3 separate regions of the Homo sapiens genome follow, and all the other regions are linked to region 1. Evidence: chromatin loops called from intact Hi-C (ENCODE). Cell type or tissue: IMR-90. All regions are shown on one strand.

Region 1 (8,000 bases):
TTCAGCTCTTGTGAATCTCTTTTCAACACAGAGGCATTGATGTTTGTGTTTTTCATGCAATAGCATCTTCCAGGACATCAAGAATGTAAGTGATGCAACATTTCTTAAAAGAATGTTCTACCATTGTCCCCGAGGTTTTATTTCAAGCAGACATTCATTCGTTCTTCAAGTTTCGATGTTGGCCCTTTATGTTTAAAGAAAATCTTGCCAAAAGATACGAGGCAAAGACAAAGCTCACACGACCAACAGGCCAACAACTGTTGTGAGGTGCCATTGATTATCAGACGAAACCTGATTTCAAAATGTTAAAATGCAGAAGGTGGGGAAAATGTGTGTCCCTGAATCTACAACCATCTTCCCTGATTCTGTTTTCAGTCTGTGGTCAGAGAGATCTGAGTTCAAATCCCAGCCGCACCAGTTCCCAGCTGTAGGATGTGTTAATTGAGGTAGGCTGAGATTTGCTGCAATCCCTCAATCTCAATGACTTCACAAGAGAAAAGTCCCTTTGGCGTCATGCAAATCTGCTGCAGATGTGGCCACGTAGCAATGCGAGGAACCACTTGGAACTTATGGTTCCAGGACCACAACACAGCCTCATCTACCACCACCAGGGCAAGAGAGAGAAAGACACTGGATAATTACAGAAAGTCTCTTCCTGCTTCAACCCGGAAGTGGCACCCATCACTTCCACCCACATTTCATTGGCTGGGCTAACCACATGGCCCTGCTTAACTGCAAGGGGCTGGAAAATGTACTTTCCTGGATACTCAGGAAGGAGGAAAGACCAAAATATTAATGCCAATAGTTAAATCTAGCATGGTAAATTTCAACCTTCCCTGAGCCTTCGTTTCTTGTAAAAAGGAGGGTTATAAATGTGTCTATGTCTGCTGGGCACAGTGGCTCAAACCTGTAATCCCAGAGCTTTGGGAGGCTGAAGCAGGAGGATCACTTAAGGCCAGGAGCTTGAGACCAGGTTGGACAACATAGCAAGACTCTGTCTCTACAAACAAAATTTTATAAAGGAGCCAGCTGTGGTGGTGCAAACCTGTAATCCCAGCTACTTGGGAAGCTGAGGCAAGAGGATGACTTGAGTCCATGAGTTCGAGGCTGCAGCGAGCTATGATTGCGCCCCTGCATTCTGGCCTAGGAGACACAGCAAAGACCACATCTAAATAAATAAATAAATAAAATGTTTAATGCCTATTTTATTGGCTGTCATGAAGGAGAGCGCATGAGTTCATTCAACACACTTTGCACTGTGCCTGGCATATGATAAGTGCCCAGTGAATACTGGCTGTATTCCTAAAATCACGTAGAACACCTTCATTCCTTCCCACCTGGAAATGACTATCCAGGACCCCACTTCTTCCCTGAGGCATCTCTGCTCTCAGGTGACACAGCCCAGCTGCCCCATCTGCTTCTCATGGCTTCCAGACCACTCCCCATTCAGTCATTCCATTCTCTCTCCAGAAGAGACCCTTGTGAGAACGGACCACCCGCCTCTTGCATCTCTGTATCTGACCAGCGTGAGTTCTGATCCCAGCTCCTCCAAACATTTGCTGTGTGACCTTTGCCAAGTTTACAGCCTTCGCTGGGCCTCAGCTTCCTCCTCTTTAAAACAGTCTCAGCAGAGCTCCTCACCTCCAACGTGCCTGAGGCCAGGAGGGTGTGTGATGAACTGGAGGAAGCTCACACAGTCTAAAGGGAAGCCATGCCTCGCTTAGCCAACTGGTGCCAGTTTTATATTACCAGAGTTTTGGGGTTTTGAAAAGAAGGTAAAAATCCCCAATTTTATGTGAAATCTGCCAGTTTTTAAATATCGACAACTACTTCTTTTTTTTTTTTTTTTTGAGACGGAGTCTCACTGTGTTGCCCAGGCTGGAGTGCAGTGGCATGATCTTGGCTCACTACAACCTCCGCCTCCTGGGTTCAAGTGATTCTCCTGCCTCAGCCTCCCAAGTAGCTGAGATTACAGGCAGCCACCACCACACCTGGCTAATTTTTGTATTTTTAGTAGAGACGGGGTTTCACCATGTTAGCCAGGCTGGTCTCGAACCCCTGACCTCAGGTGATCCACTGCCTCTGTCTCCCAAAGTGCTGGGATTACAGGTGTGAGCCACAGAGCCCGGCCACGGCGGCCCATTTTTAATTCTAAGTGTCTTAGTATAGGTTTAAGCAGGTTACATGGAAATAAGGAGATAAAGCAGCAGAATGTACTGAGCCACCACCCCTCTCTCCTTCCTGCTTTCTACTTTCACTCGGCAGCCAGGCGCCTATGGGTTGGAGCCCCCCCTTAACTCCCCCTCCCCAGTAAAGAATTTAGTTTAGGCTAGCTTGCAACATAAATAATTGTACCCTTTCTTATCAGCCAAGTGCAGCCACTAGGGCCATAAGTCAAATGTTTAAAGAGTCCTGAGATAGTCGCAATGCATTATGGGCTGCAATAAAAGGCAGCAGAAAGACCCTAAAGAACATACTTGAAACCTTAATACAACCACCAATAGGTGACGTCCGGGAAGATTGTAACCCCATAGTACTCAGCCAATGAGGAACTGGGGGAGGGACTTGAGCGCTAGGGAGTAAATAGCTTGTTAAAACCGTTCTGGGTGTGCCTGCATGCCAGACACCAATCTTGCAAGACCACCATTAAAGTCTCACTTCTGCTGTTCTCCATGTCCCTGAGTCCATTCTTTGGGTTTGGATGGGTAAGAATGTTTCTTACAGTCTTGAACTCCTGATCGCAAGTGATCCAACCACCTTGACCTCCCAAAGTGTGGGGATTACAGGCTCGAGCCACTGCACCTGGTCTACTTCTTGGGAAAAAATAATAATTATCCGCATGCCAAACAAAATGTTATCAGTGGGGGAAGTCTGACCAGTTTACAAGCTCTGGGTACACCCAGGAGAGGAGTACCACACCCAGAAAGTAGACTCACCCTGAAGAGCCACTGGAGCTGGTCCTGGGGGGCCCAGGCAGGAGGGAAAAGGGGTATTTGCTGGTGACCATATCACTGGTTTTATCAAAAGCAAGTCCTAGCAGCAAAACATCAGTGCATCCGCCTCTATCAGTGCCTCCTCTGGGCCAGGCTTGGGACACTCAGAGAAGAATCAGATCTAAGCCCTGTCCCTGGGGCACCCCCACACACAGGAGAAGATGGGGGCAAAACAGGCAACTGCAAGGGATTATGTGGGGGTGCACAAGGGGCACACTGATTGCCTGGGAACTGTGGCCAGGGAAGGGGCATTGGCCCAGAGTGCTACAGAGGGGTGGCCTCCAGGCATCTGTATAACACATCAGGCAGGCAGGTGGGGGACGGCATGTGCAGAGGAAGGCCTGGGGTGTGAGTGTGCTTGGTGCATTGCGGCAGGAGCACCGCAGGGATCCTGGAGTCCCCAAGACTCCTAGAGGAGCGGGAGGAGGGGAGATGTGCCAGTGGGCAGAGGGTGCGGTCAAGTCCCACTGCCTCTGTTCACCCCCATACCCCCATTCACCTGGCACTAGTTGGCCTCTATCAAAAACAACGTGAGCATCATTTCTCCACCCTGGCTGCCCATTAAAATAAAAAGCAAACGCCAGGCGCAGTGGCTCAGGCCTGTAATCCCAGCACTTTGGGAGGCCAAGGCAGGCGGATCACTAGAGGTCAGGAGTTCGGGACCAGCCTGGCCAACACGGTGAAACCCCCATCTCTACAAAACTGCGAAAATTAGCTGGGGTGGTGGCAGGCAGCTACTCAGGAGGCTGAGGCAGGAGAATTAATTGCTTGAACCCGGGAGGTAGAGGTTGCTGTGAGCCAAGATGGAGCCACTGCCCTCCATCCTGGCGACACAGGGAGACTCTGTCTCAAAAATAAAATAAATAAAATAAAATATAAAATAATAAAATAAAATAGTGTCTGGGACCCACCAGAAGTTCTGGTTACCGGTATGTCTTAAAGGCTCCCGGGTGATTCTAAGGCGCAGCCAGATTAGAGAAGTAAGGGCCTGGACGTGCCCCTCCTGGCACAGCCCTGGGCTCTCACTGGTGCGGAGCCTGTGCAAGGCTCTTCTGCGACTGTCCGGTTCGATCCTGCCCGCGGCTCTGTGAGGCTGGCCAGGCGTCCTCCCCTCCCAGGTGCAGAAACAGCCATGCAGGCCAGGTAACCACGTACCCAGAGACTGAAGTTAAATCTGACTCCAGAATCCAGAAGAAAGGAAGAGAAAGGGAGGAAAGAGGGATGGAGGAAAGGAAGGGAGGAAAGAGTGGGGGAAGAAAAGAAGAGGGAAGGAAGGGAGGAAGGGAGGGAGGAAAAAAGGGCAGGAGGGAGGGAGGAAGGGAGGGGGAGGGAGGGAAAGAGAGAGGGAGGAAGGGAAGGAGGAAAAGAGAGGGAGAATGAAAGGGAAAGAAGGGAAGAAAGGAGGGAGGGAGGGAGGAAAGGAGAGAGAGTAAGGAAGGGAAAGAGGGAAAAGGGAAGAAGGCAGGGAGGAAGGAAAGGAAGGAGGGGAAGTTGGAGGGATAGATAGATGATGGGTGGATGGACGGAAGAATGGATGAGTGGTGGGTGGGTGGGTGAAAGGATACGAGGGAGGAATGAATGAATGAAGAGGAGGAAGGGAAGAAAAGAAGATAGGGAAAGGAGGAGAAGGGAGAAAAAGTGATATGTGGGGGTTGGAGAAACGAAGGCGGAAAGGACGGATGAATTAATGAATTAGGGATAGATGAAAGAGGGGAGGAGCAAGGAGAGCGGGCTGCTGCCTCGGCGACCTCTGGTCCCCGGGGTCCCGTGAGCAGCCAGGGCGGAGGTCAGGGAAGGCGGGTCTGGGGTACGAGACCAGGAGCTGTGCGGTCTCCGACGGGACTTGGCCTCCGCGGGGCCCTGCTGCCCCCCAGCGGCGATGCGCGGCACTGCAGAGGCGGCGGCGGGACCGGGGGCGGCCGCCCCTCCTTCCCCGGGCTCCGGGAGCCGCCCGCGCGTTCCCTTAGCAGCCGCCCCACCCGCCGCTCCCCGCTCCCGCCCCGCCGCGCCCGCTGCAAACTTTGGCCTCTGCAGCCCCGGCATCCGCTGGACGGAAGAGAGAGAGAGGAGCTCCTCCCGTAGCTTTCTCCCGAAAACGTTTTCTCTTCCCTACTCTCTGAAAAAGGATAACGAGGTGGGGGAGGGGAAGGAAATAGTTTAAGTTAATTTAAATTGTGTCTGCCGTGGGCAACTCTCCAAGAAAGGGCTTTCCTTTTTTTTTTTTTTTTTTTTTTTTTTTAAGAGGCACGTTCGAAGCACTCAGAGAAGCTCTTTGCTGCAGCCCAGCGGCCACGGATAGAGCCTGGGAAGTGGAGAAGGAGCTGCTCCGAGAGGGTCCCAGGGAGCAGGGGGACCCCAGGCGTGGCCCTGGCCCTTGGGATCTCTGGGACCAGGCCTGGACCCTCGAAAGGGCGCGGCTGATCCTGCCTAGGGGCTTGCTCTTGGCCGCCACTTCTCCTAGGCGGACTCCTCTAATCCAGCCGGAGCCATGAGGTCGTACTATTTATCCCCACTTTGCAGCTGGGCCCAGAGAAATCAAGCGCGCACAGCTAGGAAGTGGCAGTGCCCCGGTTTGAAGGCACCAAGGCCCATCCTGAGCCCTCAGGCTCGGGACTCCACCATACAGCTCAAAGTGGATGCTAGGATCTTCCCATCCTACAAGAAAAGATGCTGGGAGCTCCAGAGGTTTGCTCAACGCCACCTGCCTACAGTCTGCTGCCCAGACCCTCCAGACCAGCCTTACATCAGGAAACTCCCATGAGCTCCGGGAGCTGACCTCAAACAGCTGCCAGACCCGGGGGTGTGTGGGGAGCCAACCTCCAAAGTGGCCAGAGGCTGCAGTCCCTGCCAGCATCCCTGGTGACCTCAGCTGTGGGCAGGGAGCTCAGGGAGGGGGTCAGGAAAGACAGGGAGGGGGCGAGGGAGGGGGTCGGGGAGGCTCAGAGGCAGAGCCCACACAGTCCCTGCCACCTATCTCCTGCCTCTCTCCTCCATGTCAGGAGGGACAGTGCTGACTTGTGGGGCTTCATTTCACCCAACAACTCACTGGTACATTCAATTAATATTTACGGAGTGTCTGCTGGATGCCAGGAGCTATGTTAGACAGTGAGGAGATCGTGGTAAATATGGTACTTAGTGCTGAAGACAGGCGATACAAAAGTCAACCAACAAATGCACACGATGATCTGAATATTAATAAGTACTAAGAAATAAATACAACAAGGTGATACACTAAAAAGTGATGGGTTGGGGGCCGGGTGTGGTGGCTCACGCCTCTAATCCCAGCACTTTGGGAGGCTGAGGTGGGCGAATCACTTGAGGTCAGGAGTCCGAGACCAGCCTGGCCAACATGGTGAAACCGCATCTCTACTAAAAATACAAAAATTAGCCGGGCCTGGTGGTGGGCGCCTGTAATCCCAGCTACTTGGGAGGCTGAGGCAGGAGAATCCCTTGAACCAGGGAGGCGGAGGATGCAGTGAGCCGAGATCGTGCCACTGTACTTCAGCCTGGGCGACAGAGCGAAACTCCGTCTCAAAAAAAAAAAAAAAAAAAGTGACGGGTTGGGGGTCACCATTATCATGGCTCTTATTTGAACTCATCTTTACAATTGCACTTAACTACATGGGGGTGTATGTGCCATGTCCCTGCATCTGTCTCCTGCACCAGGTATGACAGCTCGAAGGCAGAGTTTGTCCTGCCATCCCTGCGCCCCCACCCGCAGGACCTGGCCCTGCAGCATCTCAGGGAAGGCAGCAGAGTTGATCTGGTGCTTGTGAGTTAACAGAGCCCAGAGATGGCTGAGAAGCCTCCCTCAAGGAGCTTGAACTTGACACCGATTTCGGGAAGGGAGATCACAGTGATAGCCAAAGTACTCTGAGCCCTTGCTCTGCAGGCATTTGTATCCCTTATCTCCATCAATCTCCACAGCAGGCCTTTGATGTAGATACCATTTCTAACCCATTCTACAAATGTGGAAATCAAGGTCACAGCTCTATTAAAGGGGAACCAAGATTTAAACAGACAGCCTGGTTTCAGCACCCCCTGCCCTCTACAGTCTGCTGCCGGGTGGATGCTACGCTGAGGGGAAAATGTTTTAGGGAAGAGAGAGGGGGTGGGTCTGTTACCTTGAGCAAGTCACTTCCCCTCACAGAGCCTCCATTTCCTCAGGCCTGCAAAACAGGGATGAAGCGGGGTTCCTGCCTTGGCTGGATTGTTCATTTGGGGGATTGAATGAGACAATGCAAGTAACTTGCCTGCCCAGCAAGAAACCTGGATCATTGAACCAAAGGATGGATGGATGAATGAATGAATGAATGAATGAATGTCATAAATGTTAGTCCCCTTCCTTGTCCCCCAATTCTTTAACAGTAAAAAAAAGAAAGAAAAGTCTGCTAGGCTCCTGCTCTGCTCACTTTCTTGCATGCCACAAATGCTCATGTATTTCCTCCAGCTAGTCCCAAATGATGTGCACGTGATGGTGCACTTACATCCCGTCTCTAGAGCAGAGCTCCTGGGGCAGTAAAGCTCCAGTTCCAGGCTGATGTCTAATGCAAGATATCTCACCTGAGTCCTACACAGGGCTTCCTTGAATCAGACAGACCCAGGTCCAAATCCTCACGTGCACAGATGTGCTGTGTGACCTTGGGCAGATGGCTTAACTTCTCTGATGCCAGACTCCTTCAGCTGTAAGGAGGACATCTGCCACATAGGTTCTCCTAAGGACTTCATCTAAGCCCCCTTTCCCTGTGAAGTGGTGAGGGTAGGCAAAGGGAGCAAATCCAGAGGGTAAAGTCATATGCACTTTGCTGTGAGCTTCCTGAGCTTCAAGAGAGGCTGAGATTAAGCCATCCATTATTTTTCTTCCTTTTTTGTGTGTGCATCTTTTTTTTTTTTTTTCTTTTTTTGAGAGGGAGTTTTGCTCTTGTCGCCCAGGCTGGAGTGCAGTGGTGCAATCTTGGCTCACTACAACCTCTGCCTCCCGGGTTCAAGTGATTCTCCTGCCTCCGC
Region 2 (8,000 bases), 150 kb before region 1:
CCCTCCTCTCACCCTTCTGTCTCTCTTCCCCCTTCCTCTCTCTTTCTCTATCTTTCCCCCATCACCCTATCTCCCTCCTCTCCTTCTCCCTCTCTATCTCTTCCCTCTCCCTCTCTTCCTCCCTCTCTCCCCTCTCTGTCGTCTCCCCCGCTCCTCCCTCTCTTCCTCCTCTCTCTATTTATCTATCTCGGTCTCTCTCTCTCTCTCTCTCTCTCTTTTCCTCTCTCCCTCTTTCTCTTCCCCCTCCCTCTTTCTCTTCCCCCACCCCGATCATTCTTCTGTCTCTCTGCCACTGGCTCTGTCCCTGTCTCCTCTTCATCTTTGTCTCTGGCTCTGGATTGTCTTCTCCAGCTAGGTGTCTTTCTCCAGCTCTTTGCTCTCTGGATTCTGTCCCTCTCTTTCTTTCTCTCCATGTGACTCCCAACTATGTAGTCTTCATTAATTCCACCTCCATCTCTGCATCTCTTTGGAGGTCACCGTTTCTCTCCATCCCTGCCCCCAACCCATCCTCTACCCCCCTCATCACTCAAAATCTCATCTCTGGGAAATAAGAAGGAGGAGCCCAGCAGGATGAGAAGCCCAAGTAGAGGGCCATATTTTACTTCTCTGCAGAAGGGCTGTAAATTCCTCCTGACACTTTCCACAGAATACAACTGTCCTTATTGGTTCTTAGCGGCTGGGGATGAAGAGCTGCAGGACAAGAGGGCACAGACCTGGGCAGGACAGAGCTCTCACTCTGGGCTGGGGCTTGGGGGAAGGGAGTGCAGGCCGGGGGCCTCTCTAGGTCCCTGCATGTCAGATCCACATCTCTCCTTCTCAGCAAATTGTGCTTAGCTCAGCTTGGCCACCAATCAACAGTGTCCATGGAGACTGTGGGACACTAAAACATATCAAACTTTGAGCTTGTCTGTCTTCAGCTCTTTGCTCTCCAGATTCTGTCTCTCTCTGTCCTTCTCGCCATGTGGCTCCCAACTGTGTAGTCTTCATCAATCCCATCTCCATCTCAGCGCCTCTTTTGCAGAGTACCCCTGTTGTTAATTAGACTCCAAACCACTCTCTGGGTCTCCCTCCACATTTCAGGGCCTCACAGTGGTCCCAAACACTCATCAGTGCTACTTTTTGCATCTCTAAACCCAGTTCCACTGTGCTTTTTCCAACCCTTGTTAGCTTTGGTGAGTTCGTTTCTCTTCTTGGTCATTCACCCAGGTTCTTGATCACCCCAATTGTACTTCTCCTATCATAAAACAACGGGCAACTCCTTCCTACCATTTCTCTAACCTCCTTCCCCCTTTTCCTCAGATAAAAGAGTTCTCTTGGGTGGTTTTGCTGAACCAGGATTTGCCCAGGGGTGATAATTTAATTAAAGCACTTACTCTCTCCCCGCTCTGTGCCAGGCATGGTAGACACCTGGGGAAATAAAATAAACTCCCGGTCTGCCCAGAGAGATACAAACTCAACAGTCATAAGCAGAGAGATTGCTGGCCGCTCATAAGTCAGATTTGACCAATGGACATGCTTTATGCAGACGGCCCTTTTCATTAGTGTCAACTTTTAAAAATTAGAAAATTCCACAATAAAATCTACTTTTCAGGGTTCTACTTTAGTGTACTCAAGCTAAAACAGGAAGGGAAATTTTTATCTCTAAAAAAAAAGAGAGAGAGAAAACCCCAGATAATCTACAAAATCAGAATTTTCTTGAATCTGAGAGCTGAGGTTTCCTGGCATCCAAGTATCTTGAAAACTGAGGAAAGAGAGGCTGCTTCAAGGAGAGTCAGGACAGGAAGTTGGGATGAGAAGTTCAAGCAGGAAGTCAGAGTAGGAAGTCCAGGCAGGAAGCCAGAATAGGAAGTCCAAGCACAGAGTCAGAATAGGAAGTCCAGACAGGGAGTCAAAATAGGAAGTCCAGACAGGGAGTCAAAATAGGAAGTCCAAGCAGGAAGTCAGAATAGGAAGTCTAGACAGGAAGTCAGAATAGGAAGTTTAGACAGGAAGTCAGAATAGGAAGTCCAGAGAGGAAGTCAGAATAGGAATTCCAGGCAAGAAGTCAGAATAGGAAGTCCAGACAGAAAGTCAGAATAGGAAGTCCAAACAGGAAGTCAGAATAGGAAGTCTAGACAGAAAGTCAGAATAGGAAGTCTAGGCAGAAAGTCAGAATAGGAAGTCCAAGCAGGGAGTCAGAATAGGAAGTCCAGGCAGAAAAGTCAGAATAGGAAGTCTAGACAGGGAGTCAGAATAGGAAGTCCAGACAGGAAGTCAGAATAGGAAGTCCAGGCAGAAAGTCAGAATAGGAAGTCCAAGCAGGGAGTCAGAATAGGAAGTCCGGGCAGAAAAGTCAGAATAGGAAGTCTAGACAGGGAGTCAGAATAGGAAGTCTAGACAGGGAGTCAGAATAGGAAGGCCAGACAGGAAGTCAGAATAGGAAGTCCAGGCAGAAAGTCAGAATAGGAAGCCCAGCTTAAGAGGAAGGGGCAGCCACTAAGTCAGTGGGTAAGACTCAACTACAATTTAAAGAGCAGCTTAAGGACAAATGTGGACATGGTGACCCTTGAGATTCCCTAGGGGCCCCAGACTCAAGGGGAGTGACTAACAGACTCTTTCCCGCCAACCTCCACGGAGCTCACAAGAAGGATGAGGCAGAGAACCAGAGAGAGCTGCCCTCACCTTCAGAGATGTGGGCCATAGGGAGAACACCCTAGTGCCTCTGGGAGCCAGGCTTCAAGCCCATCCTCCACACTCCCCACAATCCCACTTGGATCCTATATGGCAGATGCACCTGACAGCCATAACTTAAGCATATCCTGGGAATGACCCTATGGTCTAAGAAGAATGTGTGTTTGGAGTCCCAGGCTAAGGAATCCTGGAGTGGCCAACCTGGATGTTCATTCCTTGTCCATGAAGGACATCTGAACTCCTGGCCCATTCCTTGGAACACAGACCATACGGGGGATCGAGGCCCTTTGTTTTAAATTAAATGGAAGTTGCCAGGTGGAGGGTGCTAGGGGAAGGGTGCTAAGTGGAGATTGCTGTATAAACTGCATGCATTTTACAAACAGTAGCAGTTTTCCCTGTCCAGCCCGTTGTCGCTGGACTCCCCTGTGTGTAAGTTTCCAGTAAACCCCGTATCTCATCTGCTGGCTCTGGGTTTCTTCTTTGGCCTCTCAAACACAGTGCCAGCCCTACTGGAGTCAACAGAGGTCCAGCACAGCAGATGTCCCTTTCAAAAGCTTTAGGAGGAGTGGAGGGACAGCAAACCCTGATGCCACCTAGACTCAGGTAAGGACCCATTGTTGCTAGGGAGGATAGAAAGGAAAAAAACACTCTATCCATGAGGGATAAGCAAGAAAGTTTGCACTGTCAGTCAGAATCGGGCCACAGCAAGAACCCCAGTTAGAAAACACCCCCAAGATCCTTCTCAAGACTCCAGAGTCACAAGCACTTGCCCCACCCTTAACACACCCCCACACAGCATTTCTCAAACCTGCTACACACCACCTTTACCATACGAATCCTAGGAATACCCGCTTACTTCTGCAACAACCCCAGAATATCAGGGTGACAAACCACACATTTGTTTCTCGCTCATGTCACAGTTTGATGGGGATGAAGTACCCTGTTCAAAGTTAAGCCAGTAGGGGGCAGAGCTGGGACCAACCCAAGCAGCCTAGCCCCAGGTCTCCTGCATCATCACATGATGAGCAGTTCCTGGTAAGGTTGCGTTGTGCTTGTTTGGCTGTGTTTGGGCAGCCAGCTCTACCAGCATGTGTGATCACACATGGTGGAGCTGCACAGTGGTCTCCCAAATGGATGTGTAGCAGGAGCCTGGGGTGTCCTTGCCCCACAGTAAGGAAATGTGCTATTTGTCCTCAAACTTTCCAACCCTGGAGTACAAGTCAAGGCTCTTGGAGGCTTGAGAAACACCAAGATTTAGATGTTAGGGCTTTGATCAGAGAGATTATGCCAATGACCATGTACAGCAGTCTCAGCTTTGGACAAATTAATGGCTGTGTGTCTCAGATCAGGAGACCATGGTCCCAGATGGAGCTGTTAGGGGCTCTATTTCCCCTTCCGAGGAGTGCCTACCTCTCCACTGTGTTCTCTCCCTGAGGGATCAAATATGTTTTAGTGGCTAAGTCAATCACATGTGAGCTAAGCCCAAGCACATAGGAAGTATTCAACAAATACTGGAAAAAAATTTTACTACTGGAAAAGTAGTAAATAAATGAATAAAGAAGCAAATGGCCAGCATATGGAATGCATAATCTGTCTTCTCTCCTCTGTAAGCTTGAGCTTCAGCCTGGCTGAATGTGGCTCCAGCGCCCACCAGATAGAACGCTAGCCCCCAAAACCATTTCTAAAACAGCTTTGCTACCTTGGCACATCTAAAGGGTCTCAGTTAGGGGTTCTAACAAAACAAAGAAATCCATACAATTTGGTAGACATGAGTGACAGGTTAGCAGCTATAGCAACCATAAGGACAGAGGATGGCAGGCAGAGGAGCATTTTGGGTAGGACTGCAAATTCAGGAGCCAGATGCTTGAGTGCGCATCCCAGCTGAGGAAAGTGTATTTGTCCATTTTCACATGGCTATAAAGTACTACCTGAGACTGGGTAATTTATAAACAGGAGGTTTAACTGACTCACAGTTTGGCATGGCTGGGGAGGCCTCAGGAAACTTACAATTGTGGCAGAAGGGGAAGCAGGCACCTTCTTCACAAAGGCATCAGGAGAGAGAGAGAGGAAACTGCCACTTACAAAACCATCTGATCTCATGAGAACTCACTCACTATCATGAGAACAGCATGGGGGAACCACCCCCATGATCCAATCATCCCCCACAAAGTCCCTCCCTCAACACATGGGGATTACAATTCGAGATGAGATTTGGGTGGGGATGCAGAGCCAACCCATATCAACAAGTTACTGACACACTCCATTCTTCCATTTACTCATCTGTAAATATGGGGGGAAATAATGGTACCTACCCCATGGACCTGCCATACGTGTTAGGTGAGTTAATGTTCAATGTGAATTACATGTTTAAAACTGTACCTGGCACAAAAGATTCTGCAGAAATGGTTGGTTTCTGCTATCATTACTGAGTAAATATTTTATGTTAGACACACTGCCTACTGTTACTTCAAGCCATATCTCTCAGAAACCCAACCTATTCTCTGAGTCCCAACAATCAGGAAGCCTTATCAAAGATCTGACTTCAGAAATCCTAAATGAGAACAGACTTTTTTTTCTGTTTGTCAGCGAGACACCACTCACTCATCTGATGCCACAAAATGCATCTGCTTTTGCCACATCCCCTGCTTGGGGAAGCCAAGGATATAGTCAGAGAGCACAGGAAAAAACGCTGAGATGCCAGCCAGGAAAGGTCAGCCTTGGGGCAGCCTAGACAACTATCTCAGTCTTGCTGGTCCCAGGAAGATGCTTTCTTGTCTTGATTCCAACAGGTGTGCGGGTCCAACATTGGTCCCCTCTGCTGGAAGCCTTGAATAACAGGTAGACTTCATGTGTCTTCTAGGACCTCAGAGCAAACTGCCTTAAAAACATGAAGTGCTGGCCAAGCATGGTGGCTCATGCTTGTAATCTCAGCACTTTGGAAAGTCAAGGTGGGAGGACCACTTGAAGCCAGGAGTTTGAGACCAGCCTGGGCAATATAGGGAGACCCCATTTCTACAAAAATAAAACAAAATCTATCAGCCAGGCATGATGGCATGCACCTGTAGTCCCAGCTACTTGGGAGTCTGAGGTGAGAGAATCACTTGAGAACAGGAATTCAAGGCTGCAGTGAGCTATGATTGCACCACTGCACTCCAGCCTGGGTGACAGACTGAGACCTTCTCTCTTAAAAAAAAATACATACACACACATATATACATATGTATATATATATATATACACACACACACACATTCACAAATGTATATACATATATATGTATGTATGTACAGTGCTGAGACCAGTGCCGTTTATAATATCCCTGGGAAAGGATTCTGGGGTCTCCAGGAGGTCAGTGCCCCTTCTCTGTGTGCCACGGTGGTCCACTCCCTCACTCTGTGCCCTCTCCATCAACCTAGAGCCCTGAGTTGGTTAAACAGCTGTGGCTAGAGATGCAGAGGCCATTTATCCAGGTGCATGGGGCTGAGAACCTGAGAGAGGCAAATGTCAGGAAAGATCAGTAAAGCTTTGAATGGATTGGAGAAATGAGGTTTGAGCCTTAGAGTCCATGCTGAACCAACACACCAGAAACCATGACAGGTGATGAATGTGGCAGTTAGCAACGTGGCAGCCCCAGACAAGAGAACAGGAAAGCCAGGTCAAGAGAGAAGACATGGAGGCGTGTAAAGAACCCTGGCCTGGGGCGCGGTGGCTCCCGCCTGTAATCCCAGCACTTTGGGAGGCCGACGCGGGCGGATCATGAGGTCAGGAGATCGAGACCATCCTGGCTAACATGGTGAAACCCCGTCTCTACTAAAAATACAAAAACAAAAATCAGCTGGGTGTGGTGGCGGGCGCCTATAGTCCCAACTACTCAGGAGGCTGAGGGGAGAATGGCGTGAACCCGGTTGGCGGAGCTTGCAGTGAGCCAAGATCGCGCCACTGCACTCCAGCCTGGGTGACAGAGAGAGATTCCGTCTCAAAAAAAAAAAAAAAAACAAAACCCTGGCCTGGGAGAAACAAGGCTTGGGCTCCAGGCGGAGGTCACCACTAATTCAGTGGCTCTCTAGACTGCATAAAAAGTTCATGTTTAAGCTAGGCACAGTGGCTTACGTCTATAATCCCAGCACTTTGAGAGGCCGAGGTGGGCGGATCACTTGAGATCAGGAGCTCTAGACCAGCCTGACCAACATGGTGAAACCCTGTCTCTACTAAAAATACAAAAATTAGCAGGACTGGTGATGTATGCCTGTAATCCTGGCTACTTGGGAGGCTGAGACAGCAGAATCACATGAACCCGGGAGGCAGAGGTTGCAGTGAGCCAAGATCGCGCCACTACACACCAGCCTGGGCAAGAGAGAGAGAGACTGTGTCTCAAAAACAAACAAAAAAAAGAGCTCAGATCTAGAACCAAAGGTTCAGGCTGAAATCATGGCTGTACTTCTTACAAGCAATGTGACATTGGAAAAACTACTTAACCTCTCTGATTTTCAGTTTCCCCATCTGAAAAAATGGGATTAATAATAGTAGTCACTCATAGGGTTGTTGTGAGGATTAAATAAATCGATACATGTAAAGCACTTGGAAGCGTGCCAGATGCATCACAAGTATTCAATACACATTAGCCAATGTTATTGAAAACAGCCCGCCGTCCCATTTGGCCGGGTTCAGTGGCTCACATCTGTAATCCCAGCACTTTGGGAGGCCAAGGAGGGTGGATCATTTGAGGTCAGGAGTTAGAGAACAGCCTGGACAACATGATGAGACCCTGCCTCTACTAAAAACACAAAAATTAGTCAGTTGTGGTGGCGTGTGCCTGTAATCCCAGCTACCTGGGAGGCTGAGGCAGGAGAATTGCTTGAACCTGGGAGGTAGAGGTTGCAGTGAGCCGAGATTGCACCACTGCACTCCAGCCTGGGTGATGGAGTGAGACTCTGTCCAAAAAAAAAAAAAGAGAGAGAGAGAAGGACCTGGCATGGTGGCCTTTCCAGCACCTGTAATCCCAGCATTTTGGGAAGCCAAAGTAGGAGGATCATTTGAGCCCAGGAGTTCAAGACCAGCCTGTGCAACACAGCGAGACCCAATCTCTACAAAATAAAAATAAAGAAATGAAAACAAAAGGACAAAGACAGAAGGGTAGTTCCGGAAGGGAGATGGCAACCACAGTGGCGGAGCACTCCTGTGCCTTTGACTTATGTAGATTCAAGGTAAATATCATAGAACAGCTCCTATTATAATTGCAGGTCACTTTCTTCAGACAGAACTCAACAAAGAAACCATCATCTGTACGAAAGTTAGGTGAAAATTCAGCTGTGTTGGACTCATTGAGGAAA
Region 3 (8,000 bases), 350 kb after region 1:
GATGGAGGTTGCAGCGAGCAGAGATCACACCACTGCACTCCAGCCTGGGTGACAGAGCGAGACTACGTCTCATAAAAAAAAAAAAAAAGGAAAAATGAATAGGCGTTGTTACATGTACCAGCTATTTGGGGCAGAGGGAAGAGCTTGGACAAAGGCCTGGAGGTACGACCAAGGGTCAGGAGCAAGTGGGACAGGCGCTCCTCGCCCTCCAAAGACCAGGCCAGAATTGCTGACAAGACTCACTGAAGAGGAAGGGGGACCGATAGCAACGTCACTTTCCCAGCTGCCGCATTCCTCACCTTGCCGTCTGCAAGCTCTGAGGGGCAGAGTCATCCGTCTGACAGATGAAATGAAGGCACAGCTCAGGCTGGTGACCTGCCTGAGGTCACACACTGAATGAGTGGTCGGAGCTGGAACCAGAACTCTGGGCTTCTGATGCCACTTTCAGCTCTTTTTCACCTTGCTCTGCTGGAACGTACCTAGATCAAGAGGTGAGGAAGGTTTAGCAGACGCCGTGGGTGCCTGCTGCATCTGCCTGTGCAGCAGTTTGGAGACGTGGCTGACCCCAGCTCTGGGAGTGGCTATGTGAACCAGGCCTGCCCAGTAGGACATTTCTTCCCCCTGGCAACAGTACAGTTTAGGGACAGACATACCCTAGCTGGTCCATGCTCTCTTTCTGCTGGGATTACTAAGCTGTAAGGAGGGTACTGGGAGGGGCAGCAAGAAACACACAAGAAAGCAGAGCTGAGAGATGGTAATAGCTCTTGAGATCCCGGATCCAGCCATGCCTGAAACCACGTTTCTCCTGGACCGTTTAGATACATGAGTATGGAAGTCATTATGCTGTTCACCATATGCTGGGCACATGGCAGGATTGTACATCCTGACCCTCTGTAGCCAGATGGGGCCATGTGACTGGCTGGGACTGGGCAGTTGTGAGCAGAAGTGATAAGTCTCACTTCTGGGCAGAGCATTTTTCAGATGGCTACCACACCCCCTGGGGTGTTTTTCCTCTGTCACAGAGACAGATGATGATGGTGACTGCTCCATCTGCCTGGGCACCTGGGTCCTTGAGCAAGGAGATACGGACTGAAGTTTCAGTTCACTTGTGATAGACGTGTATCGTGAGCAAGGAATCAATCCTTTGTTGTTCTAAGCTGCTGAGATGGGGCTGTTTGTTACCACAGCATAACCCTGCCTACCCTAGCTGAATCAATGAGCTGATAAATTTCCTTTTTTGCTTAAGCTGGTTTGAGGTGGGTTTCTGTCCCTTGCAGCAGAAAGTGTTCTAGCATTATTCTGATATTATCCCCACAGTAAGGACTCTCCTTCTATCCTAAGGAAGGACCTTGTATTAGTCCTTGTGTCACTATAAAGAAATACCAGGCTAGGCTGGGATCACGCCTATAATCCCAGCACTTTGGGAGGCCGAGGCAGGCGGATCCCTTGAGGCTAGGAGTTCAAGACCAGCCTGGCCAACATGGCAAAACCCTGTCTCTACTATAAATACAAAAATGAGTCTGGCATGGTGGCACATGCCTGTAATCCCAGCTACTCAGGAGGCTGAGACACGAGGATCACTTGAATCCGGGAGGCAGAGGTTGCAGTGAGCTGAGATGGCGCCACTGCACTCCACGCTGAGCGACAGAAAGATCCTGTCTCAAAAAATAAAAAAGAGAAATACCAGGGTCTAGGTAATTTACAAAGAGGCTTAATTGGCTCTCAGTTCTGCAGGTTGTGCAGGAAGCATGGCACCAGCATTTATTCTGGGTGAGGCCTCAGGAAGCTTCCAATCACAGCAGAAGGCTAAGGGGGAGCCTGCGTGTCACCTGGCAAGAGTAGGAGGAAGAGAGCAAAGTGGGAGGTCCCAGACTCTTTTAAACAACCAGATTGGCTGGGCACGGTGGCTGACGCCTGTAATCCCAGCACTTTGGGAGGCCGAGGTGGGTGGATCACCTGAGGTCAGGAGATCGAGACCAGCCTGAGCAATATGGTGAAACCCCATCTCTGCTAAAAAAAAAAAATACAAAAATCAGCTGGGCTTGGTGGCTTGTGCCTGTAGTCCCAGCTGCTTGGGAGGCTGAGACAGGACAACTGCTTGAACCCAGGAGGCAGAGGTTGCAGAGAGCCGAGATCACACCACTGTACTCCAGCCTGGGCAACAGAGCCATACTCTGTCTCAAACAAAACAAAACAAAACAAAAACAAACAAACAAACCCACCAGATCTCCCATGAAGTGACTGAGCGAGAACCCACTCATCACCAAGGGGATAGTGCTAAGCTGTTCAGGAGGGTCTGCCCCCATGAATCACCTCCCCGCAGGTCTCACCTCCAACGTTGAGAATCACAGTTCAACATGGGATTTGGAGGGGACAAAGAGCCAAACCATATCACCCCATTCAAAGGGCCCAGAAGACCAGGCTCCAAGGGCAAGTCATTTGCTGTCGCTGCGCCTCAGTTTTCTCTTTTATAAAGTGGAGGTTAGGAATCAGCCTCTTGGCTTGCTCCAGGAATGAAAACAGAGGGTGGAGCAAGCCCTTATTAGATGTCAGTTGTCTTAGTGTTTTTGTTTGTTTTTTGTTTTTGTTGTTTGGTTTTTAGACAGAGTCTGACACTGTCACCCAGGCTGGAGTACAATAGCGTGATCTCTGCTCATTGAAACCTCCGCCTCCCAGGTTCAAGCAATTCTCCTGCTTCAGCCTCCTGAGTAGCTGGGATTATAGGCACGTGCCACCACACTTGGCTAATTTTTGTATTTTTAGTAGAGACGGGGTTTCACCATGTTGGCAAGGCTGGTCTCGTACTCCTGACCTGAAGTGATCTGCCCGCCTCAGCCTCCCAAAGTGCTGGGATTGCAGGCGTGAGCCACCACGCCCGGCCAGAGGTGCGTTGTCTTTCTATCATCACCTTGAGCTAGGCTCCAGGTCAGAGGAGAAGAGGGCTGTGGCCCCAGCCCTTCCCAATCTCCTTCCCAGAGAGTTCATAAATGCTTCCCTCCAGATGCCTTGAAGCTTGCACTGCTTTCTGCTGGGATTCAACGAACACATAACCCCAGCTCTCCAACCATCAACAGTTCCTGCGAGATCTCAGCCTGGGATGCTGTCTGGGGGTCCCAGATGCTCTAACAAGGGAAGGAGACAGAGGGAAGTGAAGGCCCAGAAAAAGGCAGTGATTTGCCTGGAGTCCATCATGCTCTGCCCCATTCCTGAGCTCCTTTTGGTCCCCCCGCTGGAGGTGAAAGCCCCTTCCTCCCTCCTATCTGGGGATGTTGTTTGCCTGAGCCCGGCTGCTGGCCCCATGGTATGGCACAACCCTGCACAGCCCACCCAGTCCCAGGGCACCGGTGGAACCCAAGAAGGGGACTTCCGGTGGAAGATGGAGCAGTGAGCACGTGCACTGCCCCTCCCAGGAGCCCATTCCACTGACAGTAAAGGAAGCAGGCGCTTCCTTTAAACTCTCGACAGGAAAGAAAGCAGGCGCTTCCTTTAAACTCTCGACAGGAAAGAACAAGGAGAGGACTTGTCTGCCATCAGGAAACACCCACGCATTCGTGTAAGATGAGAGGATGGAGTCAAGTCTGCTCGGACGTCACCTTCTCCACTCTGGGTTGGGTCCTTTATTCAAAGTGCAACACCCCACTGCCTGGTTTTGTTTTTTCCATCACACTTATTATACCTTCTCATACATTTGTGTTATTTATCCATCATATTTACTGTCTATCGCCACTACAGCAGGGATCTAATTCTCCGCTGGGTCTCAGAGCCTAGAATAGTGCCTGGTATAGAGCAGGTGCTAAAAAATATTGAATAAGTGAATGAATGAATGAATCAATCAATGGTAGAGCAGTGACTGGCAAAGCAGTATGGAGAGAGGAGGCAACCATCTGCCCCAGACCTAGAAAGGGCACAGAATGAGGTGTGGAGATGAAAACAGGCCGCCTCCTGGGGAGTCTGTAATGAGAGCAAGAGCCCTTCCTTCATTGCTCAGACCATGGGGCAATCATAGGTCTTCCCCCTGTGTCTAAGGGTGACAAATGTGAAGGTTCTTTCAAAAATCGATGGCCCCAGGCCAGGCGTGGTGGCTCATGCCTGTAATCCCAGCACTTTGGGAGGCCGAGGTGGGTGGATCACCTGAGGGCAGGAGTTCGAGACCTGCCTGGCCAACGTGGCAAAACCCCGTCTCTACTAAAAATACAAAAATTAGCTAGGTGTGGTGGTGGGCGCCTGTAATCCCAGCTACTCTGGAGGCTGAGGCAGGAGAATCACTTGAATCCAGGAGCCGGAGGTTGCAGTGAGCCGAGATCGCACCACTACACTCCAGCCTGGGCGACAGAGTGAGACTCTGTCTCAAAGAAAAAAAAAAAATTGATGACCCCAGATAAGAAACCCTTTCATCCTACTCTTTAGGGAGTCTCCCAGCACAATGCTGGCTCCCCCCCCACCCCAAAACAAATCCCATCCCTGGAAGGCGGTGTGATGGGGAGGTCCCTGAGGCTGGCAGACTGGGAATACCAGCAGATCCGCTTTCCAGCCTCCAGCCCTGTGGACATGATTTTACCTCCTGCACCTCAGCTTCCTCATCTATGAAATGAGTATACTGATCAGGCAGACGTCTTAGGGCTATTGTGGGGCCAGAAGTTAATGTGTGTAATGTGCCCAGAACAGTGTCTGGCATCTGGCAGATGCTCAGGAAATCTTGTTGCTAGGATATCATCCATTTTATGGATAAGTCATGCCCTGCCCCAGTCAGTTCTTACTGGCCTCACCCTGGAGCCTGTATGGACCAAGAGCACCTGACATTTGGAAACCAAGGCGAAGTAATGGGAAACAGAGACGCTTGGGTGGCTGCTGCCACCTGCTGGTAAGCACTGCAATATGCAGGTGTCGGCTGAAGGCAGTGCCCGCTCGCTCTGCTGTCCAGGGGGAAAGGGCCACAGAAGTGCATCTGCCTGGCGCTTATAAAGGGGACCCTGGACAATCACCACAGCAGCCCTCTGCGGTAGAGAATACGGGCGATGAGGACAGGGTGAACTGGCAGGGGTTTGCTTAATTCAACAAAGGCTGACTTCTACCCTTTGGGTGGATGGACCTGCGTTGGGCATTGGAGGTAAGGAGGGAGACTCCACGCAGGCACATACATGCACACTCACACACACACATGCCCACACACAAATACATACATACACAGCATGTATGTGCACAGATACACACATTCGCGACTTCAAAACGTTTGTGGAGGCCGGGCGCGGTGGCTCACACCACCAACATGGAGAAACCCCGTCTCTACTAAAAATACAAAATTAGCCGGGCGTCGTTGCGCATGCCTGTAATCCCAGCTACTCGGAATCTGAGGCAGGAGAATCGCTGGAACTCGGGAGACGGAGGTTGCAGTGAGTCCAGATCACGCAATTGCACTCCAGCCTGGGCAACAAGAGCGAAACCCTGTCTCAAAAAAAAAAAAAAGAAAAGAAAAAGAAAAAGAAAAAAAAAAAGTTCATGGAAAATGAATTCAAAGATTAAAAATAAGAAACAAACTGTCTTTCTCAACATAAGTTCCATCAAGGTCAAGACACTTTGGTGGGCGATGAGACCAGCCATTCAGCCCCTCCCTGAAAAACTGAGGGTCCTGGGAATTTTACCATGGCAATGCCATCTTTTTACATTATTAACTGAAGAAAAGTGCCCTTTAAAGTTTTTTTTTTCTTTTTTAGGAAACAAAAAGAAGTCAGAAGGAGCCATATCAGGACTATAAGGTGAGTGCCTAATAATTTGTCATGGAAACGCTTGCAAAATTGCCCTTGTTTGATGAGGAGTGAGCAGGGGCATTGCTGTAGTGGAGAAGGACTCTCTGGTGAAGCTTTCCTGGGTGGTTTTCCACTAAAGCTTTGGCTACTTCCTCAAAACACTCCCATAATAGGCATGCTGATGCAGATGTGCCAGGGGGTCGGTGAGTGAGCCGTGCTGAGGGCGTGTTTTATGTTACAGGCCCGGGCTTCCCAGGGCGTGCACAGACAGATATGGATGGAAATGGGAAGAGGGAAAGTGGGAGGGGCCCTGAAGGAGAGGGGCCCACAGGCTTTAGCCAGATTTGAAATGTTGTATTTAACAGACAATGCATTCATGTATTTGCTTATCTAAGAAAAAGAAAAAAGAATTAAGAGTGAGGAGGGCAAGACTGGGGGGTATATGGAAGCTGGGGACACAAAGCCAAGGTGTCCGGGCCTCGTGCAGGTGCCCATCTGGGCTGTGCATTCCCTGGCCTCTCTGCAGGAGACCAGGAGCCACCACCTAGCACTGTTCTGGCAGCTGCAAAAGGGCCAGAGACCCATTTTTGCCCCTTCGTAGGTTTTGTTTGGTAGTTAGTGCTTAATGTTTCTTTCAAATTTGCATTCCTTCACAGCCTGGGCATACACATTTTAGTTTTCCACAGTTGCTATCACTCCCTAGTATTTAACCCAAGGCCCCTTTCCTCTCATTTGTTACCTGCCTGGCCCCTGAAGGCATCTCAGCTCACAACTACTGGTCAATGCTGTGGCTTCTGGAGATTTCTGTGCAGAGCTTGGAGGGGCAGAGAGCTGTCTTGGAAGGATGGATGGATGGATGGGTAGATGGATGGATGGACAGATGAATGAATGGATGGGTAGGTGGATGAATGGACAGATGGACAAATGAATGGGTGGATGGGTAGGTGGGTGGATGGATGGATGGATGGACAGATGAGTGGATGGATGTGTAGATGAATGCACAGATGAATGGATGGTGGGTGGATGGATGGGCGAATGGATGGATGGATGGATGGATGGATGGATGGGTAGGTGGATAGTTGGGTGGATGGATGTGCAGATGGATGGATGGACAGATGGGTGGGCAGATGAGGGGCTTCATGATGGGTAGGAGGGAGGGGAAGAAGCAACAGATTATCCTTGGGCAGAATGGGGATGTGGACTGGTGTTCACAGAAGCCCCATTTCACCATCTGAGAGCTGTCCCCACCATCCCTATGTCCCATCTCCCAACACATGCCCACACTCTCCATCATCTGGGAGGCACAGGCAAAGAAGGAAACTTGCTGAACCCGACTATGCACTTGCATCCGGTGCTCTTCAGCTCATCTGGCCCTCCCTTGAGGGAGATACTCTTCCCCCAGTTTTCAGACGACAAAACGAAGGCTCTGAAATGTGAATGCAGGGTCAGTTTTTTAGGAAACACTTACTGGATTCCCAAACCTTTCTTCCACCATGCCACACTTTCCCAAATAATTAGTATTTGTACAGTATTTTATTTATGAAGCAGACCACATCCACTATTCTACTTGATTGCCTCAAAAAATCCCATAGAACACTATTGTTTCTACACTTGAATGAAACTTTAAAGGGAAAAAAAATAGACACTAAGACCTGACCAGGCTAGGCAGTGCGGGGACTCACTCTCAGGACTCTGACTCCCAAGTCCCTGCCTTTGTCCCTCCTCATCCAGAAGTGTGGCCCAGAGTGACCAGGGCCCTGGTCCCTCGTAGAGGGAGGATGGAGACATAGGTTGGAAGGTGGGTCAGGTCAGGGGTACATGTTCCCCAGAGGGGACACTTTTCTAGGTGAGAGAAGCTGCAGGTGGGTGTGAGACACAGCTGGCCAGGTCGGGGCACATCCCACCTAGAGGGAGTGGCCTCTGCTTAGCACTTCTGACTGCCACAGGCAGGAAGCTAAGCCCATTGTTACTGGAACTTTCCATTTTAAGAGAAGACAGAAATCTGAATTTTTTTTAAAAAAATGTGAACTCTACATTTTAAAAATGTTGGCAACTAACTTAAAAAAATGTAACAATGTGAGCTCAAGAGAACTTCAAGGGGCCAGACCCATCCCGCAGGCCCTGCCAACACCAGCTGTGCTGAGCTGAGCTGATCGTGGGCCTGGCACTGGGCTGGGAGCTGCTCTGTGGGGGACAGGCCTGGGACCAGCTGAGAAGGTGGTGAGGGAGCTGCCTGTGCCCCTCTCCATCCTGGAG

Evidence for each region. Peaks named below come from ENCODE experiments on the same cell type or tissue, not always from the same donor. Only the 100,000 strongest peaks of a DNase experiment are listed, where the experiment ranks them.
Region 2: it touches region 1 in a loop (26-fold over the local background); 5 of 110 quality-filtered maps call a loop at or near these places.
Region 3: a loop joins it to region 1, with 16 times the contacts of the local background. A loop is called at or near these places in 3 of 110 quality-filtered maps.

Annotation. Positions count from the first base shown.
Region 1 is chr16:27,104,970-27,112,969 of GRCh38, forward strand. No RefSeq gene overlaps it. Among named protein-coding and RNA genes, the nearest start is that of C16orf82, 42 kb to the left of the region's middle. RefSeq lists a silencer at 4,788-4,987 and enhancers at 5,026-5,574, 5,575-6,121. In IMR-90, CTCF peaks have their summits at 4,863 (motif pointing left) and 5,277; no DNase peak of the experiment used is centred here; H3K4me3 peaks cover 233 bases; H3K27ac peaks cover 149 bases.
Region 2 is chr16:26,959,660-26,967,659 of GRCh38, forward strand. No RefSeq gene overlaps it. Among named protein-coding and RNA genes, the nearest start is that of C16orf82, 100 kb to the right of the region's middle. In IMR-90, a CTCF peak has its summit at 3,637 (motif pointing right); no DNase peak of the experiment used is centred here; H3K27me3 peaks cover 1,462 bases.
Region 3 is chr16:27,452,444-27,460,443 of GRCh38, forward strand. IL21R-AS1 (IL21R antisense RNA 1) reads right to left here and starts at 950. Exons shown (of 3, transcript NR_037158.1): 1 at 654-950; 2 at 300-479. RefSeq lists enhancers at 358-457, 4,609-4,658. In IMR-90, a CTCF peak has its summit at 4,858 (motif pointing left); a DNase peak (open chromatin) is centred at 4,848.